Linked DNA regions of Homo sapiens: region 2 is linked to region 1. Evidence: chromatin loops called from intact Hi-C (ENCODE). Cell type or tissue: sigmoid colon. All regions are shown on one strand. Each heading gives the region's core, and the rest is flanking DNA. Links, peaks and the distances in the headings are about the cores only. Region 1 has its middle 29 kb from the start of SLC39A12. Region 2 has its middle 50 kb from the start of SLC39A12-AS1.

Region 1 (16,756 bases), core at 3,143-11,142:
GTATCTATTCTCATTCCTAGTCAAGCAGCATTTAGATGTACGTGTTAAACATCTAGCTAAAGTAAGTCTTGCAAAAGAACAAAGGATGTCTTTTTTTTTGGCTGGATGTGGTGGCTCACATCTGTAATCCCAGTGCTTTGGGAGGCTGAAGGGTCGGATCAGTTGAGTTCAGGAGTTCAAGACCAGCCTGGCCAACATGATGAAACTCTTGTCTCTACTAAAGTACCAAAATTAGCTGGGTGTGGTGGCTCTCGTCTGTAATCCAGCTACTTGGGAGGCTGAGGCAGGAGGATCACTTGAACCTGGGAGATAGAGTTTGCAGTGAGCCAAGACTGTGCCACTGCACTCCAGCCTGGGCAACACAGTGGGACTCCATCTCAAAAAAAAAAGAAAAGAAAAAAGGATTTTTTATTAAAGGATCCAGAACTATCTCATAGAATCTAAAGCATGAACAGGCCGGGCACAGTGGCTCACGCCACCCAGCACTTTGGGAGGCCATGGTGGGCGGATCACAAGGTCAGGAGTTCAAGACCAGCCTGGCCAACATATTGAAACCCTCTCTCTACTAAAAATACAAAAAAAAAAAAAAAAAAATAGAGCCAGGCGTGGTGGTGGGCACCTGTAGTCCCAGCTACTTGGGAGGCTGAGGCAGGAGAATCACTTGAACCCGGGAGGCAGAGGTTGCAGTGAGCCAAGATCACACCACTGCTCTCCGGCCTGGGCGAGACAGCAAGACTCTGTCAAAAAAAAAAAAACAAAAAAAGATTAAAAAATGAAAGCACTGAACCCTCAGGCCTGAGAAAGGGAAAACCAAAGCCCTATCAGGGTCTTCCTCAACAGGAGGCTACCGAGCTACACCCCCATGCTGCACCATTATAGCCACTTAGCTCCAGTTCTTTCTTGCTATGTTCAAACTCCAAAAAAGATGTTGAGTCCCAGCTGGCCAGTCAACAGAGGGCATCATAGAGTAGTGGTTACGTAACCAGAACGTGGACACAGACTTGGGTTGAAAGCCTGTCTCTACCATGCACTAGCTGCATGAACTTGGGCAGAGTATAAAGACCCAGTTTTAAAAATCTATGAAACAGTATGTATATCATAAGTTACTGTTGAAATGTGATGAGATAAACCATGTACAGTTCTCAGCACCATTTCTTTCACATATTGGTATATGTATTTTTAAAAATCTCTACTCCTGAACCCATCAGTAGGCACTCTTAGTTTTCTCTCCTAGCCTGATTTATTCTGTACAGATAAGGCCAGAGAAAGAGGTCAGTAGCTTGGCCCACCTATTCCCTTGCACACTTTGTTAGCCTCTGGCCAACTTGGCCCTATGAAAACTTAGCAGCACTGAGAAGTAAGATCTCTTTTCCTGACATGTGTAGAAGTCAAAGGAAAATTTTCCTGTTATCCTCTGAAGGTTTGCTTAAAAACAAACAAACAAACAAAAAAAAAAACCTGACAAAAGCCAGATTAAAATGAAAAAAGTCATACAAATGTATGTGCTTAGGTAAGAACCACAGAGTGATTACCCCAGCCCCTAATGGGTTTCAGAAACACGTATACCATCTCGAGGTTACAGAAAGAATGGGAGCTTGGAGCATGGCTGGAAACAGATTATGGTGGTAAATCAGGTTATACTGGCAAGGTAGGTTATGGGAGAAAGACCACAAGGCCTGGCTTGCAAAGGTGGTCTTCTTATGTAGACGAAAGCCCATAGGTAGCTAATCCCAGAACAGATGGTAAATGTTTTTTTCAGACCTTTAAGGTGTCCAACTCTCAGTTAATCTTTCCTAGATTCAGAAAAGGGAAAGCCAGGCTGCATCAGTGCGGATTTTCTGTACAGATGCGAGTCTCCCCTACAAAAGACAGCTTTTCAACTACTCTTATATTTCCAGCACTTCTGAATACCCATCTTGAAATATTAGGTTGATGCAAAAGTAATGGCGGTTTTCTCCATTACTTTTAACGGTGAAAACCACAATTACTTTTGCACCAACCTAATATGTCAAAGTGGTGTATTTGGGGGTAAAACATTTTGGTTTCCTTCACATCTCTGTAGGCTTTAGAGTGAGAGACAACTTTAGAGAAGTCTGTGTGTAGATGTCTTCCCCAGAGAGGGAGAATCTGGCGGCAGGAGGTAATTGGCAATTACTTATAAATTTTTCGGGTTTTTTTCTTTTTTTTTTTTTTTGAGACAGAGTCTCACTCTGTCGCCAGGCTGGAGTGCAGTGGCGTGATCTCGGCTCACTGCAACCTCTGCCTCCTGAGTTCAAGCAATTCTCCTGCCTGAGCCTCCCGAGTAGTTGGGACTACAGGCATGCACCACCACGCCTAGCTAATTTTTCTATTTTTAGTAGAGACAGGGTTTCACCATGTTGGCCAGGATGGTCTTGATCTCTTGACCTCGTGAGCCACCCGCCTCGGTCTCCCGAAGTCCTGGGATTACAGACATGAGCCACCACGCCCAGCCTCTTTATTTTCAAAACATCAGAAACTTCAACTCAAAAAGGAAAAAAAAAAAAAGAGCCAGGACGTTGCTGAAGTCCAATGGCCATTCTCCTGGTCCACCAGAGAGTGGATTGCCATTGAAAAATCCAATAACGCCGATGACAGCCTGACTCAAAGAGTTTAGAAAAAAACTAAACCAAAAAAGAATGGATGCAACCACCATACACCCATTAGAATGATTATTACCAATGTTTTAAAAGAAACTGGAAAATAACAAGTGTTGGCAATGACTGTAGAGAAACTGGAAACCCTTATGCACTCTTGGTGAGAATGTAAATTTGTGTGGCTGCTACGGAAAACAGAATGGAACGCTTCCTCCAAAAATTAAAAATAAATTTACCACATGGTCTAACAATTCCATTTTGGGCTATATACCCAAAATAATGTAAAGCTGGGTCTCAAAGAGTTATCTGTATACCCTGTTCATAGCAGCATTGTTCACAATAGCCAAACAGTGGAAGTAACCCAATATCCATCAATGGATGACTAAATAAAGAAACTTGTCTACTCATACAATAGAATAGTTTTCAGTCTTAAAAAGGAAGGAGGCTGGGCGCAGTGGCTCACACCTGTAATCCCAGGCAGATCACCCAAGGTCGGGAGTTCGACACCAGCCTGACCAACATGGAGAAACCCTGTCTCTACTAAAAATACAAAAATTAGCCAGGCGTGGTGGCACATGCCTATAATCCCAGATACTCAGAGGCTGAGGCAGGAGAGTTGCTTGAATCCAGGAGGCAGAGGTTGTGGTGAGCCGAGATCGAGATCATGCCATTGCACTCCAGCCTGGGCAATAAGAACAAAACTCTGTCTCAAAAAAAAAAAAAAAAAAAGGAAGGAAATTCTGATATGCTAGAACATGGATAGACCTTGAAGATATTATGCTAAATGAAACTAGCCAGTTATGAGAGGACAAATACTATATAATTCCACTTATATGAGGTTCCTAGAGTAGTCAAAGTCATAGAGACAGAAAGTAGCATGTCAGTGTTGGTGGCCAGGGCTTGGGTGGAGAAGAAATTGCGAGTTGTTTAATGGGTGCGAAGTTTCAGGTTTGCAAGATCAGGAGTTCTGGAGATGGACCATGGTGACTGTTGTGCAAAAATGTGAATGTACTTACTACTGAACTGTGTGCGTGAAATTGGTTGAGATGGTAAGTTTTATATGTATTTTATCACAATTACAACAAAATGAATGTGTATATGGACTCCAGGCAGCTTGGCTGGGTGGAGGTAAAGGTAGCTACCAGCTTCTTTCCCACTTCCTGCTGGTGAATCTGCCCACTTCCCTAAGTCAGAGTTTGTCTCTCTCACAAGGCCAAATCTCTCTTCCCAAGAGTTGTTTCAATAATAAAAAAAAAAACACTGCAACCACCAGGAAGATGGTTACTTAAACCAGTGTTTCAATCATGGGCTGCCATTGGATGAGCCTGATGTTTTATAAAAATACCATCTCCAGACTTTACCTCCAGAGATTTGCCTTAATTATATTGGGGCAGGGCAGTAGTTTCATGGAATGGGACCCTAAAGGAAGTCTCTTCTTTCTTCCATTTGGGCCCTGGGCTCTCCTCCCCCCATCCCAGGGAGGCCACATTCTAATGATTACAGCCTCTCACCTGTGGGTCCTTACACTTTGCCCCTCCCCTAGCTTCTTTTCTGTACTCAGGTAATACTGAAACCATTCCCTTTAGCTGCTTTTGCTTGGTCTGCCTCCTTCAAACTTCTTGAAACTGCTTTTGGCAAGGTCACGATGACTTTTCTAATGTTACATCTAGTAGACAGCTTTCAACTCCTGTCTTACCTGATACAGGGCAGCCTTTGGCAGACACTCTTTCCTTGGCCTTTGGAAACTCTTGTAGAATCCTCCCTGGCTGCTTCTCCCAGGTTTCCTTGAAGGTTTTTTTCCTGCCTCTCAAACGGTTATGTTAATGCTCTCCTAGATTCTGTCTAAAGCCCTCTTTTTTATTCCAATTCTTTCATTGACTCAGTGGAGTCGACAAATACTATCAAGCACCATCATGCACTGGGCACTGTCAAAGGCTCCAGACGTTTCACTAATTAACCTAACTAGACCTGGCTCTTGCCTTCATGGAATTTACATTATATTGCAGGGGAAAGGAACAGAGCAGAAAAAAAAATGAATTAAAGAATTCTGACCAGTGTTATGATGAAAATAATCAGGCAGCTGAGTTGAACAACAGGGTAGGAGGCCGCCTTAGGAAAAATGACCTGAGAGATGAAAAGGGTTTCCAAGAGTGAAAACAGCATGGGCAAAGGCCCTGGGGTAAGAGCTCAACTGGTTTGAGATGCTGAGGGAGGACCAGTGTGGCCAAAGCATAGAAAGTAGGCATGTGGCAGGCCAGGAGCAGGTGAGACAGGTCCTCTAGAATGTGGTAAGAAGGTTGGGGGCTCTTCTAAATGAAGTTGGAAGATATTGAAAGGTATTAAATTGAAGAGGGATATAGTGTGACTCACATTTTAGGAAGACCACTTGGTGCATTGTGGGGAATGACTGGAGGGTAATGGAAGTGAAAGTAGGGAAATAGAAGTTTGTTGTATTTCAGGCAAGAAATAATGGCGGCTGCACTAGGGAGTGGCCAGGCAGAGACAAACATGGGCAAGTAGAAGTGAAAAGTAGAATTGAACACACTTTGTGATATATATGGAGGGTGAGGGAAAGAGGAAGCAAGAAGGGCTCCAAGTTTTCTAGATTGAGTGGCTGAGTTGCCATTCAATGTTGCCATTCACTAAGTGGAAACCATCAGAGTAGTAACCACATGGGGAAAATATTGTGTTCTATCTGGTTAAATTTCAGATGCCCATGACGCGTTTAAGGAGAACAGTCAAGTAGGCAAGTTAGATGTTCCAAGTAGAATCTAAAGCTAAAGATGTAAATATGAGGTTCATCAGCATGAAAATTACATTTATTCATTTGCACATTTTTTAGGATCTTATTTTTAATTAAATGACTATTTTCAGAAACAAAACCTATTACTCATCATGCATTTCACAGGAGTTCTAACTAGAATGGATTATAAACATCACATTATATCAAAAGAAAGAAAAACGTCAAACTGCCCAAGAATTTCCTTTTTAGATTTCATCAGGTTGAAAAATGACCCAAAAGACCAAGTCCACATTGAGGTTAGGATCACCTACCACCTACACTGATGGCATTATTTCCTGTTTCTGGTCAACTTCATAATTTTAATTTTGAAAAGAGAAGGAAATATTCAGTAATAATGAAATAATTTCATGTCTATTAAATATCTGTCATTTTTCTTAAATTGCAAATAATTCATAAGACAATATTTGGTTTAGACTTACAGACCAAAAAAGGAGAAATGCCCCCAAATCTTTCAGGCACCCTTAATACAGAAGTAGCTGTTTGGCTAAATGTCCTTCCAATGACTCCTTCATAATCTGTCTACATATAGTCACTAATTAAGTGCTCTGATGGTTATAGTCCTACTTGTAGCTTTTAAAGATGACTATGGCAAGGGAATTAAGAGGGTCGCCAAAGGCAAACGTGTTTACCAAGCACCATTCAGAAGCTTTTGTAACAAGGAGCCGGCACTGCCTGATGGAATCTGCACTGCCTTGGGTTTGCTCCTGGCACCTTCAACATCTCTAAGCTCTGCCACGACAGCACTGAGTGGGCCTCCCACCTCAGACTTTTCTGTCATCAACAACCTGAGTAACATCTCAAGTTTCTTATTGAAAGTTTTAAGTTTGGCAGTGTCTATGTGATACTGAACGTGACCTTCAGCTCTTTGATCAGAGCAGGTGGCACATATGCTGTTGACTCAACTCTTCATGTCTTGGTGGTGATCACTGATGTCTTAGGTATGAGTCTATACGGGCGATGGCATTGATCATCCCTGTGGTTATAGTTTTGGTCCCAAAGCTCGAGCAGATGCATTCAGTGCTGCTTTCTGTGCTAACTGCAGAACAGCCTGCCAGGACCTCTAGGGTGATAGTCTTTGCTAATCTATCAAATGTTTGAGGAGTCATGATGTTATAATTGGTTTGTTAAGAATAGAGTACAGTATTTGACCACTTGCTCTCAGCTAGGGCCCAGCAATAGCTTTTGAACTCATAGCTTATGTTATGCCACTATCAGTCTTCTGTTTTGGTTCTTTACGGAATATTCCAACTTGATACTTCAATATTAGATGCAGTTGAAATGGAAGTTCCATTAGTCAAAGAGACAAAATTAGAGCTGAAAAACACATGAATTATAGATGTTGTTGGCTACCCAGGTGTTACACCCACTATAGTCCTTGAAACACATTTTCACTTTGATAGTCTTTTTGTGAGTTCCTACGGGTTGACGGCAGCTATCTAAGGACTTTGGTAGGTGGTTAAGGGGAACTGCTGGAGAATGAATGACTGTGGCTTCTCCAGTGACTGTGGCTCATGGTCCTTGAGCATTTTTTCAGTTTGTGTCTTAACCTATGTGAGATTTATTGGCAGGCACGCCCTCTGAGCTAAACCATTCTTTTCCTTATGAAGGAACACATATTTTGTAAGTAGTTCTTTGATATCCTGAGGCTTGGCACCAGGGACTATGCCTGGCTGAAGATCATCCAAATGAACCCACTGGCTTGGATGCTCTGAGGATCAACTTCAAGAAATGGTTACCTGTTACCGCCTGGCCTCCCTAAGCTTGTTCCGCCTGCTCCTCTCTACCCACATGGAAAACCCAGAGATTTCACTGCCTTTCAAGGAAGAAAACTGGCTTTTAAACAAGAACAAGGAAGAAGCAAAACAAGCACAATGACTATACCCATGTTGAGGGGGAGCTCAGAGGAAAACTATGGCTTCAGAAATACCAGTTGGCTGAGACATCTCAGAAACTGTGCCAGATTCCTGGCTGCTTGGCAGTGGAGTTGAGTCAGCTGCTCAGGCGAAGGTCCCAAACTGGTTCTGCTTCCTTCTTCATGCTCTGCAAGTCTAGCCTGGGCATCTATACTGGCTGAGGGATGGCCGTGCAGATAATAAAAGCAGGAGTCCCAGTACCTGCTTCATGACCAATAAATCACAGGTGCTTGAGACCAGTAGCAGGTGTATCCAGCGAGGCTGCAACTCACACGGGGAGGGGACTCACAGCAGAGGTGCTGTGCACCAGGGCACATAAAATACTGCAACAGCCTCTTCTGACAAAAACATTTCTTACATAATCCATCTCTAGTTACAGCGTACTGACACACGGCAGCAAGGGCCCAGAAGGGAGCCTGGCACGGCCAGATAAAGTCAGGGTTTTTTTTTTTTTTTTTTTTTTTTTAATAAGACTCAAGATCAGTAACACAAAAAGCTCAGAGACTGTAGAAGCTTAGCTCCTCTTTTAGCCTGGAACTTCCTTGAGGGAATCAAACCTTGCCAGATAAACCATCATATTCAGAGAACTGGTTCCAGCAGACGATCAGTCCCACACTTCTTCTCTGCTGGAAACTTTAAATCCACCTCCTGTCCCCACCCATTCAAGAGCCAGGACCTCTGAGTTTTGGAATTAACACTAGGGTCTTACATGGCAGCCAGCAAAACACACTTGGGAAATACATGAAATCCCACTTGATTGCATGCCACTGTGCCTGGTATATGATAGGCACTTAGTTTCCCTATCACTTTTATAGCCAAGTGTTACTCTGACTTTCAGAAAATTGAGGGAGAATAAGAGATGGAACTCTCTTCAAAATATTTATTGCAATTTTCCTCCAAGAACTGGATGTGTTTTCTTCTGCCCTCTAACTTTGAGAGAATAAAGCTGAATTATCTAGTTTTGATGGTCAGGAGTATCAGAAAGTTTCCATTAACTTCCTTTTAGAAGGTGAGCAAACCTTGGCCCAAGGAGACTGGCACTTTATGATGGATATCTCCATGGGTCAAACTGATACTGTTGGGCTAGGCGAGGTTCCCGGTTGCCAGTGGGACCTCAACTCCAGCCAATGTCCAGGCTCTTGACACCATCGTGAGAAGAAATTCAAGGATTCAGAAAATAGTGCAAGTATGGAGATTAACTGCAAAGTATAAAGTACACACTCCAGAAAGGAAGTGCTGTACTTCCATCCGTGTACTCAAGAAAGTCACGCAATGGGGTTTAGGGTTGCTACTTCTATGGGTTTTTTTAACCAAAGGGTGGACTATTCATGAGAATTCCTGGAAGCAAGTGATTTCTCTGAACTATGGTGCCAGCCATTTTTACATCAAATATGGGTATTCTCAGAACTGTCATAGTACTAGTGGGTATGTCATTTGTATGTTAATGAACATATAATGAGGTCCTAGGTGAAACCTAGGTCAAATCCAGTGCCATGCTGAGTGCAGTCTGTCTTAGTCAGCTTGGTTCACACACTGGTTTTTCAGGATCTTAGCCCCTAGCCTCTAGTCACGTGAAACTGCTGCCTGCAATCTTTTTATTCTGTGATCATCATGTATTATTCCTGTCTCAAACCAATTTACTGTTATTACTCATACCCTGGAAAGATGGTTCTTTTCACAAAGACCTAGGGTTCTGCCCAGGGCTCCGTGATATCTGACCTATGGTATCCGATTCTTGGAGTTCATATTCTAAGATTGGATAGGAGAGGCAAAGCTTCACTCACACATACTCATTAATGGTGATTATGAAAGGGATGTGAGGAGTCGTGCACTGGGAGAGAATTAGGGGTTTAGGGAAAACTGCGGGAGTGGATTTTAGTATCTGTGATTCCTGATTAACAAAAGCATGGAGAAGCTGCAGCTTTAGTTAATTCCTATGCTCTTGAGCTACACTGCTTTTACCTCATGGATTAGGTGAGATTTCTAACAAGCAGTTTGGGGGAAATGCAATTTCAATGCAAAAGGATTCCAAAATAGAACGCTCCTCAAAGTCACAGTCTAAGGCCTGTGTGCCTCAGAATCTTTTGGGAAATTGATTGAAATGCAGATTCCAGGGCTCCACCCCAGGTCTACTTAATGAGAATCACAAGCATGGACCCAGAGGAATCTGAGCTTTAGAATAAGCTTCTCATGTGGCTCTTAGGCCCAGCAGTGTTTGAGAACTCCTGCTAGAATCCTCAATCAGGGACAGGCCCAGAGTCTTGAATTTTCTTGCACTTAAAGAAAAAAAAATTAAATCAATGGAAAAAACATGGTAGCTTTGTAAAGCTCCTTAAAACTGAGGCAACTGTGTGTACATGAGCTATAATCACACCCACAAGGAGAAAGCTCCCACAGAGCTAGTTGAACAAGATCAATAACCACTGCCAAAACCTATTCTTGCAGAGCTGTCGTGAATAGTGTTAATATTTTAAAGCACCACAGAAGAGTCGGATCTCCAGCCAACTCAAGGAGCCTTTCCAATGTCACTGTCACTTTTAAAGAAAGTGCCTGTCAGGGGGCATTTCCGAATAAAGAACATTTACAGAACACCAAAGAAATACTAGTACCAAAGTATGTGTTTCTGGTATGTTGTGAGCAGTTTGGGTGGAATTACCAGGGGAAGCAGTCCCCTGATACATTTTTATAACATCTATTGAGGCTTGACCAAGAACAATATTTTAAGGAAGCTTTCTTATTTAGTATTTAAATATACTCCATATTTAAATCCATGCTATTTTCTATTTAATATTTAAATATAATCCATATTATGTAATCCATATATTTAAATATTAACTCAGCAAATTAGTTAAATACTAAGCAAACTTTTAGTTTCTTATTGAAAATTTCTCATTTCAATAAGAAAACTTAGTTTCAATCACCTCTCGAACACCCCACCTGTCAATATTATTGCATTGACCCTTAAGTTTCAACATCTGAGTTTTAGAAGAAACACGTACAAAAACTAAAGGTTTTAAGAAAACTAAAAGTTGTCTCAGTATTTAAATATGAATTTTCTTTAAAAAAAATCACAGAAGCATGAAAAGTTGAAAATTATAATTGAAATTTTTTGGTTATATCCTCTCTTTGGTTAAAAAAAAAAGATTTGGGGTAGCCATTCTACATCAGTGAATTTACCAACTGTTTTCCCATAATTGTGAGAGAGATTTACTATGTTGTACCAAAGAGAGAATACTGAGGATTAATACCTTCAAACCAGTACCAGTTAACTTTATTTCTTCCTATCTCAATCCATTTGTGCTGCAGACACAGGGGTGACTTATAAAGAACAGAGATTCATTTTCCTCACAGTTCTGGAGACTGAGAAGCCCAAGGTCAAGTCACCTGCATAGGGGAAGAACCTTCTTGCTGCATTCTCTAGAGGGGAGAAACGTCACGTCCTCACATAGTAGAAGGCAGAAGCCGGAGAGAGCTGAACGTAGTAGAAGGCGGAAGCGGAAAAGAGCTGAACGCTTTCAGAAGCCTCTGTTACAAGGGCCGGAATTACAGTCAGGAGGGAGGAGCCCTCACACATAACCTAATCACCTCTCAAAAGCCCCACCTGTCAATACTAGCACAATGACCCTTAAGTTTCAACATCTGAGTTTTAGAAAGAACACATTCAAACCATAGCCGTCAGGACCCAGTCCATAGAAGCACCTGGAGTTTCCTTCGGTTTGATCTGTTCTGTTAATTAAGAAAATGCCTGAGTGCCACTCCCAGATTCTGGTTTAATGGGTCTATAACCACTCAGTGTGTTCTCCTTGCCTGTTGCCCAAATAGTGAAGATTTATTAAGACAGGGGAATTGCAATAGAGAAGTTTAATTCATGCAGAGCCAGGTGAATGAGAGACCAGAGTTTTATTACTTAAATCAGTCTCCCAGAAAAGTCAGAGGAAGGAGTTTCTTAAGGATTATTTGATGGGTAGGGGCCAGGGAGTAGGGTGTTCTGATTGGTCAGGTTGAAGATGAAATCACAGGAGATCAAAGGGGGTTCTTCTTGCTGTCTTCTGCTCCTGGGTGGGATCATAGAACTGGCTGAGCCAGATTACCAACCTGGGTGGCACTAGCTGGTGCATCAGAATGCAAGGTCTAAAACAATATCTGGAGTACCAGCCTTAGATTTTATGATAGTGATGTTATCCCTAGGAGCAACTGGGGAGGTTCAGAATCCTGTGGCCTCTGGCTGCATGAGTCCTAAACCATAATTTCTAATCTTGTGGCTAACTTGTTAGTCTTACAGAGCAGTCTGGTCCCCAGGCAAGAAGGGAGTTTGTTTCAGAAAAGGGCTGTTATCTTTGTCTCAGGATTAAACTATAAACCAAGTTCCTCCCAAAGTTAGTTCAGCCTATGCTGAGGAATGAACAAGGGCAGCTTGGAGGTTAGAAGCAACATGGAGTTGGTTAGGTCAGATCTCTTCACTGTCATAATTTTCTCATTGTTTTAATTTTGGCAAAAACAATTTCAGATCTGGGTGATTACAATGTTTACCAATGTTGAGAACACTCATTTATAGTCAAAGAAATAGATTTTCCATAAGTTATCAGCAGAGAATAAATTCTCACGAATATAGATGCTTTATAATCTTAGTATAGTCAATGAAATCGATTTTCCATAAGTTATCAGCAGAGAATAAATTCTCACGAATATGCTTTATAATCTTAGTAATACAAAGGTTTCCAAGTTAAGATAGAATTTTCCACCTCCAGTTTTGTGATGGAGAAAAGTCGGTTGTTCTATGCATCCCATAGTTATGTGGCCTAAGCCTTCAGGAGTCTCTAATTCTTCATGAGTCTACTTGAGTAACTTTATGACCTTACATTTGAATGTCTGTGTATTCGTCCATTCTCACGCTGCTAAAAAAGACATACCTAAGACTGGGTAATTTATAAATGAAAGAGGTTTAATGGACTCACAGTTTCACATGGCTGCGGAGGCCTCAAAATCATGGCAGAAGGCAAAGAAAGAGCAAAGGGTCATCTCACGTGGCAGGGGAACTCCCCTTTATAACCATCAAATCTCATGAGACTTCACTATCAGGAGAACAGCCCAGGAAAAACCCACCCCATGATTCAATGACCTCCCATTGGATCCCTTCCATGACACGTGAGAATTATGGGAGCTACAACTCGAGATTTGGGTGGGGACACAGCCAAACCATATCAATCTGCATGTAAAGGGGTATGATTTCTGCTCTCTTTTAAATTAGGCCAGATGACACGTGTAGCTTTGATTATGTAGTGAAACATGTAATCTCCTTGCTTGAGTCACACGGGCAGAGCCTGACACCACATCAAAAGGCCCTGAGTACAGATGAAGTAGAAGGAGGACCGAATGGAAGAATGCCTCTTGTCATTATTCGAGTGCACGATCCCTTGCTCGCCTCTCAACATTCATCTCTCTTTACGTCTTATATAAACCAGCTGTTTCTCATCTCAGTGGCTTTTCTCAAGCTTCTCCTCTGCCCAGTGTCCATTTCTGCCTTCCTTTTGCCCTTATGATGCTTTATTTTCTACTCATCTTTGAATATCTGTTCTGGTTTCACTTCAAGTGGCTTCTCTCAGAAGCTGTGCTTGGCATTCAGAGTGATTCTATAGTGACGCTAATGAGGCTTAAGTTTCAGGGCCACTCCCTTGCATGGGTCCTTTCCAAGGCCCTGGGAGGGCCTTAGCAGTGTTTTCACGTGGCTATGTTTTTAAAAATAAAATCTGTAGATAATATTTTAACCATAATTGTTTTAGACTCTCCATTTCAACTACCGCTCCAAGATGGGTTGGGGGGTACCTCCTCTTGTGATAGGTGGCGTTGGAATGACCAGGACATTTTGGGGAATCAGGGTAAAGGGATGTTGAGTTTGGAATACATTAGTTTGGGTTTTAGTGGAATAATATATTTACATGGTTGTTAATATAGGAAATGGTGTGGCCGGGCACGGTGGCTCAAGCCTGTAATCCCAGCACTTTGGGAGGCCGAGGCGGGTGAATCACATGAGGTCAGGTGTTCGAGACCAGCCTGACCAACATGGTGAAACCCTGTCTCTACTAAAAATACAAAAATTAGCCGGGCATGGTGGCGTGCACCTGTAATCCCAGCTACTCTGGGAGGCTGGGGCAGGTGAATCGCTTGAACCTGGGAGGTGGAGGTTGCAGTGAGTTGAGATAGTGCCATTGCACTCCAGCCTGAGCAACAAGAGCGAAACTCCATCTAAAAAAAAAAAATATATATATATATATATATATATAGGAATGGTGTATTAATGTGGTTGTTAATAATGGAATGGTGTATTAGAGTTCAACCAAAGAAACAGAACCAGTAGGAAATACGAAAATAGATTGACGATCATGAATACATACATAGATACACATATATAGAGACATATTACGAGGACCTGGCTTATGCAATTGTGTCAGACTGGCTAAGCAAGTCCAAAGTTTGTAAGACAGCTCATCAGAAAGGGAAGATTAGGGCAGGCATGGTGGCTCACACGTGTAATCCCATCACTTTAGGAGGCCAAAGCAGGAGGATCGCTTGAGGCCAGCAGTTTGAGACCAGCCTGGGCAACACAGGGACACCTCATGTTTATGAAAAACCAAAAAAATTAGCCAGGTATGGTGGCACATACCCGTAGTCCTAGCTACTGAGGAGGCCAAGGTGGGAAGATTGCTTGAGCCTGAGAGTTTGAGGCTGCAGTGAGCTATGATCATGTTACTGCACTCCAGCATGGGAAACAGAGTGAAATCCTGTCAGAAAGAAAAGAAAAAAAAGAAAAGAAAACAAACAAAAGGAAAGAGAAAGGGAAGGAAAAGAAAGAATGGAAGAAAAAGAAAGGAAGGGGAGGGGAGGGGAGGGGAGAGGATCAGGAGCAAACTGGAACTGGAACTTCATGTGGAACTTCTCGAGCCAAAGCTGTGTTCCATAATCAGAAGCCCTCACCCTCAGGAAAAGCCTGAGCTCAATTTTAAAACCATTCAACTGATTAAGCCAGGCCCTCTCCAGATAATTTCCCTAATTTAAAGTCAACTGATTAGGAACTTTAATTACTTCTGCAACATCCCTTCACAAACCACCTAGATTTATATTGACTTGGTCACTGAGTACCATACTTGAGCCTAGTGAAATGAACACATCAGAAAGCCACTTCATGAATGGGCTCTAGCAATATACCTATCACTCCCTTTGCAAAAACATCCAACTATATTACTAAAAGGTTGAAGGCCAGATTTTACAGAGTACTATTAGCATATCCTAGGGGACCCATGAGCAAAGCAAGTGGGGATTAGAGGAGGAACAAGGTTTGAAATACGTGAAACATGAAGCTAGTCTATAGAAATTATTTTAATCACCAGAGTATAAAAAATCTAAGTAAAAATATCAATTATCAGTTTGAGACCAGCCTGGCCAACATGGTGAAACCCTGTCTCTACTAAAAATACAAAAATGTTAGCCTGGCATGGTGGCAGGTGCCTGTAATCCCAGCTGCTCAGGAGGCTGAGGCAGGAGAATTGCTTGAACCTGGGAGGCAGAGGCTGCAGTGAGCCAAGGTGCACCACTGCACTCCAGCCTGGGAAACAAAGTGAGCCTCCGTCTCAAAAAAAAAAAAAAAAAAAAAAGAAAGAAAGAAAGAAAGAAATTTCAATTATCATCAATGCTTAATCAAAATGGAAGGTTTAAGTAACACAAAAAGAAGGTCTAAGTAATTAAATGAAAGGCGTATTATTGTCTATAATAGACAATTATAAAAGAATTGCATATTTTTCTTTTCTCTGTTTTGATAGGAATGTGGTATTGGAGTTTTGTCAAATATGTCATTTTAACTGCAACTTGGAAAAAACATTTTTGGAACATTTCAGCTAAAACAATTCAGGAGTTCTATAAATACTGGCAGTCTGAAGGTTTGGATGTATAGAAAGTGTATCTTATTTTTAAAATTATTAAAGAAATAGGAAAAATGCATATGAGATTAATGGGGATATAAAATAGCAAAAAATTGGCCATGAAACCAATAGAAATTATTCTGAGATCAAAAAGGAAATAGAAGGGAATTTTCAGATCATTTCCAAAACAATACTTTATAACAAGAGATGTTTCAAATTGAAGTATTGAAGAGATTCTTAGATTCTATAATTTAGCTCCTAAAGAAACGTAAATCATATGAACATATTAGAAAAAGATTTAAACTTTTAGCTCATTTGACATAAAATAACAGCCTTCCCAAAACTCGTAGGCCATTATAAAAATAATATCAATAAACTGATTAATATCATCACATCAAAACCTGTATAATATCATCACATCAAAAACTTATTTCTCTCACACACAAACTCAAAATTAATGTCCTAAATTATTAGTGCTCGTATATGATACCTATTAGGTATCTACTATGGGTATATTGTACCTATTACGTGATAGTTCTCCCATATGTGATAACAATCCTAAAAATTAAACATTATCAATAACAAGTCGTATAGTTGAAATCAGCATTTCTAAACTATCAAATATTTTTTAAATGTCTGATTGACTGTGCTAAAGATGGAATTATCTTTCTATTCCCTCTGCCAAAAATATTACAAAATCATTGCCATATAAGGGAGTGTAATGGTTAATCTCATGTGTCGACATGGCTGGGTCACAGTGCCAAGATATTTGACCAAACATTATTTTAGCGGTTTCTGTGATGGTATTGGATATTAAGATTGTAATTGATGGATTTTGAGTAAAACAGATTACCCTTCATGATGTAGGTGGCTTCATTCAATCAGCTGAAGGCCTGGCCTCCCGCAAGCAAAAAGGAATTCTGCCAGCAGACTGCCCTTGGACTTGAACTGCAACCCTTCCCTGGGTCTCCAGGCTGCTGGCCTGCCCGGTAGATTGTGGACTCCTCAAACCTTCATAATTGTGCAAGCCAATTCGTCAAAATAAATCTCTCTCTTCCTTCCAAATACACACACACACATGTATACTGCACACACACATATACCGTACATACACATATATATATGCCACACATGCATATACTGCACACACACAGGTATACTGTACACACACTGTACACACGTCACACATACTATACATACATACATACTTTAAACTTACTGCACACACATATATACTGTATACACATATGTACTGCACACATGTATATACTGTACACACATATGTACTGCACACATGTATATACTGTACACATATACTGTACACAGATATAGAATGCATGCATGCAGTGTACACACATACTGTACACATACATATATGCTGCACACACACATACTGTACAGATATATACCACACACATATATACTGTACACACTGTACACACATACACATGTCTATACATACATACTGTATATGCACACATATATACTGTAAAAACACATATACTGTGTGCA
Region 2 (16,756 bases), core at 4,020-12,019, 140 kb before region 1:
TCCATATCACTATGGTTTTAAAGATGGTGTCCTCTCCCAAACTCACATTGAAACTTAATCCCCAGTGCAAGATTATTAAGAGGTGTGGCCTTTAGGAGGTTATTGAGTCATGAGGGATTCAATTCCATGAATGGGATCAGGTACTCTTATGAAAAGGCTTGTTAGAGGGAGTTTGTCCCTTTTCACCGCTATTTCTTCTGCATAGGAAGACGCAGTGTTCCTTTCCTCCGGAGGATGCTGCAATAAGACAACGCTGTGGAAGCCAAGACTGAGCCCTCATCAGACACTGAACTTGCTTGTGCCTTGATCTTGAACTTCCAGCCTCCAGAACTACGAGAACTAAGTTTCTCTTCTTTATAAATTACCCAATCTGTGATAATTGTTACGTTATGGCACCACAAAGAGACTACAAATAGGCTAAGACTGAACCACAAGCCAATAAATAAAGATAGCCTCTTTAAGATGGAAAAGGCAAAAAAACTCCACATACTCTCCAGCGGAGCCTCAAGAAGGAACCAGCCCTGCCAACATCTTAACTTTAGCTAGTGAAACTTACTTTGGAATTCTGACCTCCAGAACTGTAAGAGAATAAACTTGCATGGATTTAAGCCAATAAATTTATAGTAATTTATTACAGCAGCAATAGGAAACTAATATACACAATAATCGCTCTCAAGATGTTACACCAAAGACCTCCTAGCCATAAAACCCAATGGTCTTTTCCTTTCCTCTTTCTTAGCAGCTCTTGGGAGCCTGCCAGATATAGTCGTGGAAAGAACATTAGTTTTAGAAGGGGGAAAAAACCCAGACCTGGTTCTAATTACTATTTCTATGCAAGAATTCTTCCTTGGCATTTCTCAGAAAATTTAGATTTCTCCAAATCCGGAAAATCAGTTGAAAACTTGGGGAAAGTATTATAATTCTCTAGCATGAACTGAAGCTTATCAATCAATATAGGAGACATGCGTTCACAATGGAATCAGTTTGGCTTGTGGCTGTTGCTGTGTTGTGCGTGTATGTTTCTGGCCTTGTGTGATGCTGACAATGAGTCACATTGGCACAGGAAATAAATATTAATAAGCTTATACCCATATCATGCTCCATTTAAATTCTACGAATGCTGTTCTAAGAAATACGAAGTTTTAGAAGCACATAAATCCTTACATTGGCACATTTCTACATGGGATTCTTTGTAGTTCTGTTAAGCTTGCTAGGAAATCCAAATGTTACATTATTTGAATACCACTCGATACCATTTCCTACCATTTTCTAGTATTTGAACATTCACTGTACTTCATAAACGCTACTAAATACTTCTCATTTGTCAAACATGCCTTCCAAAGATAGACATAATCATGAGTAAAGTGTATGAAAATGTTGAAATTATTTTAAAATAACTTATGATTGCGGAATTCCTGAGAAATATTGTAAATTATGATATCTCATTCCCGAATCCTCCAAATTAGTACATGTCAGGAATTTGAAAACACTAGTTTAAATCCCTGCCCTACCATTTTACTAGTAGTAGAGTCTTGAGCAAATTATGATAAGGTTAGATATCCTTATCAAAAAGGGAAAATAATATCATTTGGATTTGTTGCAAGGATTATGTAAGATTATATATGGGAAGTGCCTGAGAGATAAGTTAAAAAAAAAAAAGACAGTTCACAAAAGTAAGAGAGTAAATGTTCATGACCTTAGATTTGGTAAACAGATTCTTACACACCAAAAACATAACCAACTAAAGATAAAACAGATAGATTGAATTTCACCGAAGTTAAAAATTGTATGCATCAGAGAATATTATCAAGAAGGTGAAATGATAACCTACAGAATGGGAGACAATATTTGCAAATCATAAGGGACGTATCTGATCATCGAACCAGAATATATGAAGAACTCCCGACTCCCAACCACAAAAACACAAACAATGCAATCAAAAAAATAGGCAGAGGGATTTCCAGTTTCCTGTACTGCTTGGAAGTTGCCACTGTGTCCTAATAACAAGTAAAAGGCTGAAAAACTGAAAAATCAACAACTCTTCCTGGATCCATAAAAGAAGCGAGGCTTCACAAGCACAGCACTGCCCCAGAAGTTGGAGAGACAGATAGGCCAACGCAGAGAATTGCAACTTACCAGAGCAGAAACCAGTGAGTGTCCCACCTAATTGTAATTGATAAATTCCTGGTGACTCAGTATGAACAAGCCTGAACATTAAAAGCTCCAGGGGACCCAGACATAGAGGTCTCCATCCCTTTGTGAGTTTTACCTCCAGGAGTTTCACCAGGTTCTTAGAGTAAACGGAGAAGAATCTCTTCCCACTTCTGGGGGTGGAAGAGAAAAGGAACCAGAACACTGCGTTCTTCTTAACAAGGTCTGCCCTCAGGAAAATCCAGTTAGTTAATCAGAGCCCAGGCTGCTGGGGCTTTATCAGAGCCTAACGGACCTTGGGGGAAGAGAACTACCAAACGCCAGCCATCAGCCGCTCAGACCTTCCACCTGGGAGAGGAAAAATACCAAAATCCAGCCCACGCAAGCCATCCAGCCTCACCTAAGAAGGAAGAAAAATACTGAGAAACACTTGTGAAGTTCACAATCAGAGGCATCAGCTCACTAAAAGTCCTAATCAAAAAACTATAAAATCATCCTCTTCCCACTTTGCCTCACCACCACAATACTAACGGTCTACGTACAGCAGTTTCTGTTACAACAAAACTGACAAACTTCTAGCCAAGTAAACTGCAAGGAAAAATAGATGCATCTGCTATGACTGTTGGAGACTTCAACAGCTTTCTACCAGGAACAGGCCCAGCAGGCAATCAGTAAGGACGCAGTGGAACTCAATACACTATCAATCAAGTGACTATAATTGACACCTGTAGATGTACAACAGCCGAATACACTTTTTCCTCAAGCTCACTTGAAATATTTACTGGGTTTGACCATATTTTAGGCCATAAAAATATATATTAACAAATTTAAAAGAAATCATAAAATGTCTGCTTTCAGACCATAATAGAATTATACTAGAACTCCAGAACAGGAAGATAACTGGAAAGCCTCAAAATCCTCAAAATAGAGATTAAACAACACACTTCTAAATAACACATGAGTTACAGAAGAAATTGCAAAAGAAATTTTAAAATGTTTTGAACTAAATGAAAGTCAAAACCCAACTTATCAAGAGAGAAAAGTACTTAGAGGGAAATTTATAGCATTGAATGCATATGATAGAAGAGAAGAACAGTCTAAAACCAATAATCTAAACTTTCATTTTAGAAAACTAGAAGAGCAAATTAAATCCAAAATAATTTGAAAAACAGAAATAATAAATAATTAGAGCAGAAATCAGTGACGTTGAAAACAGGAAATTAATAGAAAAATCAATGAAACCAAAAACTAATTCTTTGATAAAATCAATAAGACTCTAGGCTAACTTTTTTCTTAGGCTAGCAAAGAAAAAAAGAAGATCCAAATTACTAATATCAGAAACAAAAGAGAGGACATCACCATAAATCCCATGAACATTAAATGTATAATACAGAACTATTATAAACAATTTTATGTCCACAAATTGTATAACCTAGATGGAATAGGTCATTTCCCTGAAAGACACAATCTGCCAAAACTTGCACACACAAAGAATAATTAATCTAAAGAGCTCTAGGTATGTTAAAGAAATTGAATCAATAATTAATAATCTACCGAACACAAAAGCACCAGGCCCAGATGAGTTCACCAGTGAATTCTACCACACCTTTAATGAAAACATTATACCAATTCTCTACAATATCTTTCAGAAGAAAGAAGCAGAGGAAATGCTTCCTATGTCATTCAATGAGACTAGCATTACCTTAAGAACAAAACCAGACAAAGACATTATAAGAAAAGAAAACCATAGATCAATATCTCTTTTGAATATAGACGTAAAAATTCTCAACAAAATACTAGCAAATCAAATTCAACAACGTATGAAAGAAATTATACACCACAACAACCAAGTATAATTTATCCCAGGTAGGCAAGGCTGGTTCAAAATTTGAAAACCAATTAATGTAAGCCATCACATCCATTGGATAAAGAAAAAAAAAACACATGAGCATATGAACAGGTGGAGAAAAGGCATTTGAAAGAATCCAACACCCATTCATGATTAAAAAACAAAAAAAACTCTCAGTAAATGAGGAATAGAGGAGGATTTTTCCCAGTTTGATAAAGAATATCCACAAAACCTATTGCTCACATCATATTTAATGGTAAGAAACTCAAAGCTTTCGTGCTAACATCAGGAACAAGGCAAGGATGTCCTCTCTCACCGCCCCTTTTCAGTATCATACTGGAAGTCCTAGCTAATGCAATAAAACAAGAAAAAAAAAGAAAAGAAAAGTTACATCAATTAGGAAACATAAAACTGTCTTTGCAGATGACATAATTGTCTATGCAGAAAATCCAAAAGTATCAGCAAAAGAAAAAAAAAAAACTCCTGGAACTAATAAGCACTTACAGTAATTTTGCAGGATACAAGGTTAATATAAAAACTTTTTTTGATATTGGAATATTTGCAGTCTACTTACCAGTTCAGTATCCCTAATCCAAAATTCTGAAATCTGAAATACTCCAGTGGGAATTTCCTTGGAGCATCATGTTGGCACTCAGAAAGTTTTAGATTTTAGAGAATGTTGGATTAGGGATAAGCAACCGGTATAAAGTTACAGATAGATCAATGGAACATAAAAGAGGGCCCAGGAATAGACCCACATAAATATAGTCAACTGATTTTGACACAGGAGAAAAGACAATAACATAGGACAAAGATAGTCATTCCAACAAGTGGTGCTGGAACAACTTGCCATCCACAAGCAACAAAATGGAACAAAACAAAACAAGAATATAGACAGAGACTTTATACCTTTCACAAAAATTAACTGAAAATGGATTGTAGATCTAATTATAAAATGTAAAACCATAACACTTCTAGAAAACAATATAGGAGAAAATCTAGATGGCCTTGGGTTAGGTGATGACTTTTAAGTGCAATATTAAGGGCACTGTCCATGAAAGAAAAAATTGGTAAGACAGATGTCATTAAATACTTCTGCTTTCTGAAAGACACTGTCAGGAAAATGAAAAGACAAGCTGCAGACTGGGAGAATATGTTTGCAAAAAACTTACTTGATAAAAGACTGTTACCTAAAATATGCAAAGAATCCTTGAACCTCAACAATAAGAAAATGGACAACCTGATGAAAAATTGGAGCAAAAGATCTGAACAAATACCACACCAAGGAGGATATAGATTGAGTATCACCAATCTGAAAATCTGAAATGCTCCAAAATCTAAAACTTTTTCAGTGCTGATATGATGCTCAGAGGAATTGCTCGTTGGAGCATTTCAGATTTCAAATTTTCAGATGAGAAATGCTAAACCAGTAGGTATACTGAAAATATTCCAAAATCTGAAAAAAAGAAGTCCTAACTCTGAAACACTTCAGGTACCAAACATTTCAGACAAGGAACATTCGACCTGTGCACACATGGCAAATAAGCATACGAAAAGATGCTCCACATCATATATCGTCAGGGAAATGTAAATTACAACAACAATGAGATATCACTGTATACCTATTAAAATAGCCAAAATCCACAACACTGACAACACCAAATGCTGGTGAGGATGTGAGGCAACAGGAAGTCCCACTAACTGCTAGTGGAAATGCAAAATGGTACAGCCACATTGAAAGATAGTTCGGTGATTTCTTACGAAACTAAACATAACATTACAATACAATCCAGCAATCATGCTCCCTGATATTGACCCAAAAGAGCTGAAAACTCGTGTACACACCAAAATCTGCACACAGGTGTTTATCGCCTCCTTACTAATCATTACCGAAACATGGAAGCAACCAAAGTGTCCTTCACTGAGTGAATGCATAAACTGTGGTACACTCAAACAATACGATATTATTTGGTGCTAAAAAGAAATGAGCTATCAAGCCATGAAAAGACATAGAGAAAACTTAAATGTATATTACTAAGTAAAAGATGTCAACCTTAAATGGCTAAATATGGTATTCAGCTGTAGGAAATTCTGAAAAAGGGACAACTATGGATACAAGAAAAAAATCAGTGGTCGCCACAGGTCAGGGGGAGGAAAGGATGAACAGGTGAAACCCAGAGGATTTTTAGGGCAGTGAAAGTACTTTGCAGAATACTGCAATGGTGGATACATGTCATTAGCCATTTGTCCAAATCCACACATTCTATAACACTAGGAGTGTCATAATGCAATGCTAATGTTATGCTGTGTAGAATCCTAATGTAAAGTATGGATGCTGGGTGATAATGAAGAGTCAATGCAGGTTCATCCGTTGTGATAAATATACCACTCTGGTAGGGAATATTGATAATAGGAGAGGCTATTTATGAATGGAGGCAGGTAATACATGGGAAATCTCTGTACTCTTCACTAAATTTTGCTGTGAACTTAAAACTGTTCTAAAAATCAAGTCTATCTTTTCAAAAAATAGTTAAAGGATTTGAATAGATATTTCTACAAAGAAGATATACAAATGGACGGTAAGCACATGACAAGATGCTTAGTATCCTTAGTCATTAGGGAAATGCAAATCAAACAATGAGATAATTTCACACCTACTGGAATGAATGTAGGAAGAAACAAACAGAAAATGGAAAATAACGACTGTTGTCAAGAATGTTGAGAAATTGGAGCCCTCATACATAGTTGATGGGAATTTAAAACAGTGCAACTGCTGTGGGGAACAGTTTAGTGGTGCCTCAAAAATCTAAATACGATGTTTCTATGTGATGTAGCAATTCCAATTCCATTTCCAAGTATGGCATATGCCAAAAAGAATGGCGAGCGGGAACTCACACAGATACTCATTGCAGCGTTGTCACATAGCTAAATGGTGGGGAGACGCAGGTGTCTTCCAACACATAAATGGATACACAAAAAGTGGCATCAACACAATGGAATATTATTCACAAATAAAGGGGAATGAAGTTCTCAAATATCCCATTATATGGATAAATCTTGAAAACATTTATGCTAAGCAAAATATGCAACACACAAAAGGACACACTTCGCATAAATCCATTTATATGAACTATCTAGAATAGACAATCCATAAGACAGAAAATAGAGGCGCCAATCAGAGGAGCTCCAGGACTCCCACCACACTCCTATAGCCAGAAAAACCTCAGTGATGGTTGGACTTTGTGAGATTTTGCTTGAGCAAAGGGTTCCATGGTTGGGAAACTTGGAAGCCACCTTCTCACCAGAGCTGTCCCCCAAGTATTAACTATCCCGTCTTAGCAAAGATATTTTTTACCTTTACCCCATAAAGTTTCTTTTGTTGTTTTATTTTTCTCATAACGAAAGAAGACTTGAAAAAAGGACATATAGAAAACCACATCCACTCTAATGCAGCATGAGATAGTGATCCCACAAGCATCACTATCTTTTTTTTTTTTTTTTTTTTGAGACAGAGTCTCACTCAGTCACCCAGGCTAGAGTGCAGTGGCACCACCTCAGCTCACTGCAACCGCCGCCTCCCAGGTTCAAGCGATTCCCCTGCCTCAGCCTTCCGAGTACTTGGGATTACAGGCGCCAGCCTCCACGCCCAGCTAATTTTTGTATTTTTTGTAGAGGCGAGGTTTCACCATGTTAGTCAGGCTGATCTCACACTCCTGACCTCAGGTGATCCACCTGCCTCGGCTTCCCCAAGTGCTGGGATTACAGGCATGAGCCACCGTGCCCGGCCACAAGCATGGCTATCTATTGTTCCATTCACAGAATGGAATCGGACAGCCCCACTCCCCCTGTTCCTTCAACTTTACGTGTTGAAGAGTCCTAAATTATAGGGCAGAAGGAAGGGGCCCATGCTAGATGTCTGCAAATGAAGAGATGTGAGAGAAGAATGGGATTTTAGTCTTATTTAAACAGCGGCAGTTCAACCTGGCGGAGTGGGAGGATGCTGGAGCGAAGACGCTACCTCTTTCTTTGTTTTTCTACATTCAGAGGGCCTTAGTTTTTAAATTTTTAAAATTTCAATTTTTAATGTTTATGGATACATAGTTATACATATTTATGGGATGCTTATGACATTTTGATACAAGCATACAATGTGTAATAATCAATTTTAAGTCATTGGGTTATCCATCAGCTCAAGCATTTATCATTACTTTGTGTTAGGAATATTCAAAATGTACTTGTTATTTTGAAATAAACCAAAATTTTTATTGAGCTTTTGAACACTGTATTTTATTCTATCTAACTATATTTTTGTACCTATTATCCAACCCCTCTTTATCCCTCCTCCCCACTACTCTTACAGTCAGAAATTCTTTTTGCTTTTTTTTTTTTTGAGACGGAGTCTCGCTCTGTCTCCCAGGCTGGAGCGCAGTGGCATGATCTCAGCTCACTGCAACCTCTGCCTTCCCAGGTTCAAGCAATTCTTCTGCCTCAGCCTCCTGAGTAGCTGGGACTACAGGCACGCACCACCGTGCCTGGCAAATTTTTGTATTTTTAGTTGAGACGGGGTTTCACCATATTGGCCAAGCTGGTCTTGAACTGCTGACCTCCTGATCTGCCCGCCTCAGCCTCCCAAAGTGCTGGGATTACAGGCGTGAGCCACTGCGCCTGGCCCAGAAATTCTTAAATCCCTCCAGTCAGGAGTGGAAAAGAATTGGGTGGTTTTGAGTCAGCCCTGACCAGACAATGGCAGCCATGGGCCCAGGTTTAGCCTGAGAAAGGCCAAGTATGGGCCCCGCTACCCTCAGCGGGTTGACTTTTCTGTTTGCTTTTCCTCACAATAGATTCATTGCAATGGGAGACTCGAGCTGTCACCATAAAATACTAACACGAGGCAGGGCCTACTGCAGCGTTAACCTTATCTGAGAGGCATTATGCGATCAAGGGAGGCTTGGCAACCTTCCTGCGCTCTGCTCCGCAGAGCAGGCTGAAGTGCTGATTTTCGCTTCTCCAGCTCATTTTGACTCAGCTAAATGAAGGAATAGCAAACACAATGTCAGTGTGATGACTGAAAGGACACAAACCAGATACGGGCTCGCTAAGTTAAGTACATTCAAAGGAGAAATATTTATATTTTACATTTTAAATAGTTCCCGAGAGTTGCACAATATGTTTTCCATCTCACTTGTGTTTAAGAACTTATCGTACATGAAAAGCAAAGCAGCCCTCTCAAGCTGTGGATTCAAATGATAGTGATTTTCTTATCGTATAGATCAAAATAACAGACTCAGAACACGAACAGAGCTTTCTGTGCAAAGACACGGAACACAGATCACTCAGAAGACAAGGTAAACGATTGCGCTAATTTTGAGCCTACGTTCTGTCGTGAGGCCTGGCTCTTTGGATACAAGCTGCTGAAAGGTAACATATGTCCCCACACTTCTCCTGCATAATCATGAAATGCAAATACACATTTTCTGGAACGTGTTTCCTGAGACTCTGGGGGAATGATATCCAGATTTGGGCAAAGGGGGAATGAGGAACAATCTGGGACTCTCACAGAGGGAAGGAGAAAGGCAGGAACATTTTTAATAAAAAGCTTGACCTACACCATACAGTGTGAAGGGAAATGAGGTTGTTTTGAACGGCAAGCCTCTTGAGAGAGAATGGCCATTTTTCAAGGCCACTGCGTGACCAGGAAGAGGAAAGGGCCCTGTGTCGTTGGATTGCTCTCTGTAGAAACAAAGGACCACCCAAGCAAATGAAGGGAGAGAGAGAACTGGATGTTAGGGGATTGAAAGAAATTATTATCAGAGGAAAGGAGGGAAAGAGGTAACATGCAGAACAACGCAACAGTGAGTCACACCCCTCATTTCCATCACGGGGTGCATCCATGGAAAATACCAGTACAGTTCGCTATGACACTTAAGTGTAGGGGCTGCAGGAGTCAGCCTGCCGGGGTTGGGTCCCAACCTCACTACTTTCTAGCTGTGGGACTTGGCTGAGTTCCCTAATCTCTGTGATTAAGTAAACGTAATCTCTGTGATTAAGTAAATGGAGGAAATATGAGTATTGACCTTTTTTCGCTTTAAGAAACATATAGCACTTATTGTATGCCAGAAATGATTCTAAGTACTTAAAAGTATGTCACTTAACAAGGGGGATATATTCTGAGAAATCCATCAGTAGGCAATTTCGTGGTTGTGTGAACATCATAGCATGTGCTTACACAAACCTAGATGGTGCGGCCTACGACACACCTGGGCTAGATAGCACAGACTATTGCTCCAAAGCTACAACCTGCACAGCATGTGACTGTACTCAATTCTGTAGCAACTGTAACACAATGATAAGTATTCGTGTATCTAAACATATCTCAGCATAGAAAACGTGTGGTGATAATATGGTATAGAGGATTTTTTTTTTTTTTCCTAAGAGTCTCGGTCTGTCTCCAAGGCTGGAGTGCAGTGGCGAGATCTCAGCACACTGCAACCTCTGCTTCCCGGTTCAAGCAATTCTCCTGCCTCAGCCTCCTGAGTAGTTGGAACTACAGGCGCCCACCACCACACTTGGCTAATTTTTGTATTTTTAGTAGAGACGGGGTTTCACCACGTTGGTCAGGCTGGTCTCGAACTCCTGACCTCATGATCAGGTCTGGGTGGGTGAGCCACTGCACCCAGACTTGGAATATTTTTTAAAGTATACCTCTCTGGGTCACTTACCATGAATGGAGCTTGCGGGACTGGACTTTGCTCTGGGTCAGTCAGTGACTGAGTGGTGAGTGACTGTGAAGCCCTAAGACATTACTGCTGTGAAAGAAAAATAAATCTTGGGGCCCCCACATCACTAAGCTAAAGGGAAATGTCAAGCTGGGAACTACTTAGGGCAAACCTGCCTCCCATTCTATTCAAAGTCATCCCTCTGCTCACTGAGATAAGTGCATATCTGATTGCCTCCTTTGGAGAGGCTAATCAGAAACTCAAAAGAATGCAACCATTGGTCTATATCTCTGTTTTGGTACCAGTAACATGCTGTTTTGGTTACTGTAACCTTGTAGTATAGTTTGAAGTGAACCCAAATGTCCATCAATGATAGACTGGATTAAGAAAATGTGGCACATATACACCATGGAATACTATGCAGCTATAAAAAAGGATGAGTTCATGTCCTTTGTAGGGACATGGATGAAGCTGGAAACCATCATTCTGAGCAAACTGTTGCAAGGACAGAAAAACAAACACCGCATGTCGTCACTCACAGGTGGGAATTGAACAATGAGAACACTTGGACATAGGAAGGGGAACATCACACACCGGGGCCTGTTGTGGGGTGGGGAGAGGGGGGAGGGATAGCATTACGAGATATAACTAATGCAAATGACAAGTTAATGGGTGTGGCACACCAACATGGCACATGTATACATATGTAACAAACCTGCACATTGTGCACATGTACCCTAGAAGTTAAAGTATGGAAAAAAAAAAAAAAGAATGCAACCATTTGTCTCTTACCTACCTGTGATCTGGAAGCTCCCTCCCATCTTCAAGTTGTCCCGCCTTTGCTTCGAGTTGTCCCACCTTTCCGGACGGAACCAATGTTCATCTTACTTACGTTGATTTATGTCTCATGTCTCCAAAAATGTATAAAACCAAGCTGTGCTCTGCCCACCTTGGGCACATGTAGTCAGGACCTCCTGAGGCTGTGTCACCTCAACCTTGGCAAAATAAACTTTCTACATCAACTGAGACCTGTCTCAGATATTCAGGGTTCATACTGTACACTATTGTAGACTTTAGAAATGCTCTATACTTAGGCTACACTAAATTTATTTTTTAAGTAATTTTGCTATTTTATGATGGGTATGACATCACTAGGCAATAGGAATTTTTCAACTCCATTATAATCTCATGGGGCCACCATCATAGATATGGCGTGGTGTTGAATGAAGCAGTGTTGTGAGGTTCATGACTGTGTTTACTCATCAATTCTCATAATGATACCGTGAAGTAGGTAGTAAAGGTTGCTGTGAGGATTAAATGAGATAATATAATCATTTATAAACAGTGCTCCAGATATAGAAAATATTCAAAAAATGTTGCTAATGTTATTATTATTACGAATGCTTTTGAATGAACTCAATTTAAGCTTTACTCATTTTCTAGAAACGAGGCAGGTAAATAATATTAACAGAAGTGACAATATAATGGTAGCTGTGGTTTATTGAGTACTGATTACATGGAAGGAGCTGTGTTAGGTTCCTTACACATATGACGATCTTGCGAGGCAGAAAGTATTAGATCCGTGATGGAAACTGAGGCTCAGAGAGGTTGAGGAATTTGCCCAAATTAACACAGCAAGGTTTTGGCAGGCTCCAAAACCTATGTTCTTCCCATACTTCATGTTGCAGAGGGTAGAACTAATAAACAGATGTCACCATCAGTAAACAAACTACAAAATGTAAGTTTATGAGAATTGTTGAATGATCCCTATATATGGCTGTGTCTGCTCTCTAAACACCAACGTGTTCATGTAAGAATAACTACCTCAAAGTAGTGGATATCTGCATATTGCCTGGAACAGTGCCAGGTACACAGTTGGTGCTTGACAAATGGAGGTGTTGCTTGTAGTGCTGGCAGTCTTTGATATGGAGGGAGTAGCTACTCCCATTATGTATGTGGATATATTTATTCATTCTAGAGTTGCATAAATAATATTGTTAATCTTTTTGCAAGGGAAGTTCTTGCTTAAGAGGAAGATGGTTGAAGTCTAAAAAGAAGATCAGAGCAAAAGACAGAAAACAGACTCAAAAAGGCGGTCAGGAGGGCTGGGTTTAGGGTGCAGCTCTGCCCCTCACCAGCTGCAGTGCTATGGTCAGGGCCATCCTGCTCCCTTGGTTCCCACACCCTGGATTCTCAAATCCTCTGATGAGCCCATAGCAAGAGCAGGAGCAGGAGCAGGAGCAATCGGCCTAGCAGAGCTAACCTTGGGGTTGGTGTTGGAATTCAGACACACTCCTCTAGGGCTGAGGTGCGGGGACCCAACCATGATCCTGGTGGGAGCCTTGGACCACAGCCCGCTAGACCCTGAGATCTGGATCCTTTGAGGTCATGTGGAAGGAGGACTTCTGGAATCAGAATTGAGGCTGTGACACCTCTTTAATATCATGTCTGAGCAGCTTGTGTTCCCTCTCCCAACTTCCTCCTTTCCCCTCAGCTAAGCCAGCCTCTGCAAACCCCTTTCTGTTGCTTTCTCTCCTTTGCTGCTAGCCCCTTGTCATCCATAACCCTCTAACAACATATTTCTGATCACACCACATTGAGCTGTAGGTTATCAAAGCCTCCTTTGATAGCAGCCCATGATTCTGTGTAAGAAACTGTATCTGCTCACATCACACACCTATTTCAGAGAAAAATTCTGTTTAACTGTTTAGGCTCTAAGTGACCGACAACTGTCTTGATGCAGGACATAATTGGACAGTCAGACAAATATTAGTATCTGACCTCAAATTTGATTGTGTCTTTTCTTTAAATAAATTGTCAGCAATAAAGTCATCTTCTGTTTTGTATAGAGAATTATGGTTGCATGTACTCTCAAATGCATTTTCCCTTGTCTTCCTTACACTGAACCTGAAAGATAGATGCTATTAACCCCTTGCCAATATCTTATAAACATCAGTGAACTCATGTAAGATTAACTGCCTCAAAGTTTCATTAACGATTAAAGGAGATGATACAGTGTCTTACAGAGTGCTGGGTATAGAGTCAGTGCTTAACATATAAAGATGACTCTAGTACTGGCAGTGGTATGGTTGGGGGAAGTTATTTTCATTACATCATATGATGTAGATGTGAAATTTATCATCAAAGCTCACTTCTAAACTAAGATAACTAAACACAGATCCTGTCATATTTATTTTTTATTTTTAAATTTTTATCTATTTATTTTTTTGAGACTGAGACACCCAGGTTGGAGAGCAGTGGCACAATGATGGCTCACTGCAGCCTCAACATTCTGGCCCAAGTAATCCTCCCACCTCAGCCTCCTGAGTAGTCAGGACCACAGGTGCGCACCACCACCACACCTGGCTAACTTGTCATATTTTTTACCTAATTTTTAAATGTCAACCATAAAGGAAGTGTCTGAGCAGTGGCAAGTCAACAATTGAGTTCTGGAACCAGCAGTAGCCTAAAGAATCTGTTACTGACTCACTATGATAGCATATTAGTTCCAGGAGCTTTTTTGTCAATTTTTTTTAGATTCTCTACATAGATAATCATGGAATCTATAAGCAAAGGCGATTTTACATCTTCCTTCTCAATCTGTGTATCTTTTATTTCCTTTTCTTGTCACATTGCATTGGCTAGGACTTCCAGGATCATGATGTAAAAGAGTGGTGAGAGGAGACATCCTTGTCCTATTCTTGATTTTAGTGGGAAAGCTTCAAGTTTCTCACCATTTAAGCGTGATGCTAGATGCAGGATTTTGCAGATGTTCTTTATCAAATTGAGGAGACTCCTCTCTATTCCTAGTTTGCTGAGAGTCTATTTTCCATTTTTAAATCAGGAATGGGTGTAGGATTTTGTGAAATGCTTCTTCTGGATCTATTGATATAATCATATAAGTTTTCCCCTTTAGCTCATATGATGGAATAATCAGTTTTCAAATGTCGATCATACTTGCATACCTGTGATAAATCCCACTTGGTCATAGTATATAGTTCTTTTTATACATTTTTTAATTGTTTGCTAATATTTTGTTGAAGATTTTTCTGTCTATATTTATGAGAGATATTGGTTTGTTATTAGGGTAATGCTGGCTTCATTGAGTGAGTTAGGAAGTAGTCTCTCAGCTTTTATCTTCTGGAAGAGATTGCAGATAATTCGCATAATTTCTTTCTTAAATGTTGGATAGCATTTACCAGTAAAGTCATGCGGGCCCAGTACTTTCTGTTTTGGAAGGTTATTAATGTTTGTTTCAATTTCTTTAATACTTGTAGTCCTATTCAGGTTATCTCGGTCTCTTTGTGAGTTTTGGCAGATTGTGTCTTTCAAGGAATTGGTGCATTTTATCTATTGTGAGCATAGAGCTGTTCATAGTATTTCTGTATGATCCTTTTAATAACTGTGGGATCTGCAGGGATGCTACCGCTTTTATTTCTGATATTACTAACTTGTGTCCTGTTTCTTTTTTTTTTTTTCTTGGTTAACCTCACCAGAGATTTATATTGCTCAAGAACCAACTTTTGGTTTCTTTGATTTTCTCCATTAATTTCCTGTTTTAAATTTCAGTTTCTCTTTTATTATTTTCTTCTGCTTAACTTTGTCTTTATTTTTTCTTTTACTAGTTTCCTAAAGTAGAACCATAGATTGATTTTTGACCTTTCTTTTTTTTCTAATATATTAAGATGATAATTTCTAAGTACTACTTTCACAGCATCTCACAAATTATAATAAGTTGTATTTTCATTTTTATTTAATCAAAATACATTAGTTTCTCTTGAGATTACTTCCTTGATTCATGTGTTACTTAGAAATGTGTTGTTTAATCTCTAACTATTTGGGGATTTTCCAGCTATCTTTCTATTACTGATTTCTAGTTTAATTCCACTGTGATCTGAGAACAGACATTATATAACTTTTATTGTTTTAAATTTGTTAAGGTGTGTTTTATGGCCCATAATGTAGTCTGTTTTGGTAAATGCTCTGTGTGTGCTTGAGAAGAATGTGTATTCTGCTGTTGTTGGATGAAGATGAAATAGTCTATAGACGTCATTTGATCCAATCGATTGATGGTGTTGTTCAGTTCAACTACGTCTTTACTGATTTTCTGCCTGCTAGATCTATCAATTACTATTTATTTCTTCTATCTACTGTTAGAGGCCAATTGAAGTATTCAACGGCAATAGTGGGTTAATCTATTTCTCCTTGCAGTTTTATTAGTTTTTGGCTCACATATTTTGGCACTCTGTTGTTACGCACATACACATTAAGAATTATTATGTCTTCTTGGAGAACTGACTCTTTTATTATCATGTAGTACTCCTCCTTATCCTTGACAATTTTCCTTTCTCTGAAGTTTTCTTTGTCTGAAATTAATGTAGCTACTCCAGCTTTCTTGTCATTAACGCTAGCATAGAGTATCTCTTTTGTTTTTATTTCTATTAAAGTAAAATATACATAACATAGAGTCTATCATTTTAACCATTTGGAAGTGTACAGTTCACTGGTGTTAAGTACATTCACATCATTGTGTAGCCATCACCACCATCCATCTCCAGAATGTTTCCTTATCTGAAACTGAAACTTTGTACCCATTTTCCCCTTCTGCAATCCCTAACAACTACCATTCTATTTTCTATCTCTGTGAATTTGACTACTCTAGATACCTCACATATATTGAGTCATGCAATATTTGTCCTTTTGTGTCAGTTTATTTCACTGAACGTATCTTCACAGTTCACTCATGTTATGGCATTTGTCAGAATTTTGTTCCTTTTTAAGACTGGATAATATTCTTTTGTACGTATACACCATATTTTGTTATTCTATTCATCGATTCAGTGAAAATGTTTCACCTTTTTGCCATTGCAAATATGTGGATATGAACATTGGTATACAAATATCTGTTTGAGTCCCTGATTTCCAAATTTTGGGGTACATACCCAGGAGTGGAGTATCATCCCTTTAATTTTAAATGTAATTAATGCATTAAATTTTTTACGTAGAAATGGTGTCTTGCTATATTGCCCAGGCTGGTCTT

What was found. Hi-C counts contacts between places; a loop is a spot of excess contacts. Peaks named below come from ENCODE experiments on the same cell type or tissue, not always from the same donor. Only the 100,000 strongest peaks of a DNase experiment are listed, where the experiment ranks them.
Region 2: it touches region 1 in a loop (2.4-fold over the local background); 2 of 110 quality-filtered maps call a loop at or near these places.

Annotation. Positions count from the first base shown.
Region 1 is chr10:17,914,601-17,931,356 of GRCh38, reverse strand. No RefSeq gene overlaps it. Among named protein-coding and RNA genes, the nearest start is that of SLC39A12, 29 kb to the left of the region's middle. In sigmoid colon, for the core only: no CTCF peak of the experiment used is centred there; a DNase peak (open chromatin) is centred at 7,416.
Region 2 is chr10:18,052,621-18,069,376 of GRCh38, reverse strand. No RefSeq gene overlaps it. Among named protein-coding and RNA genes, the nearest start is that of SLC39A12-AS1, 50 kb to the right of the region's middle. RefSeq lists an enhancer at 1,686-2,885. In sigmoid colon, for the core only: no CTCF peak of the experiment used is centred there; a DNase peak (open chromatin) is centred at 8,936; H3K4me3 peaks cover 677 bases; H3K27ac peaks cover 184 bases.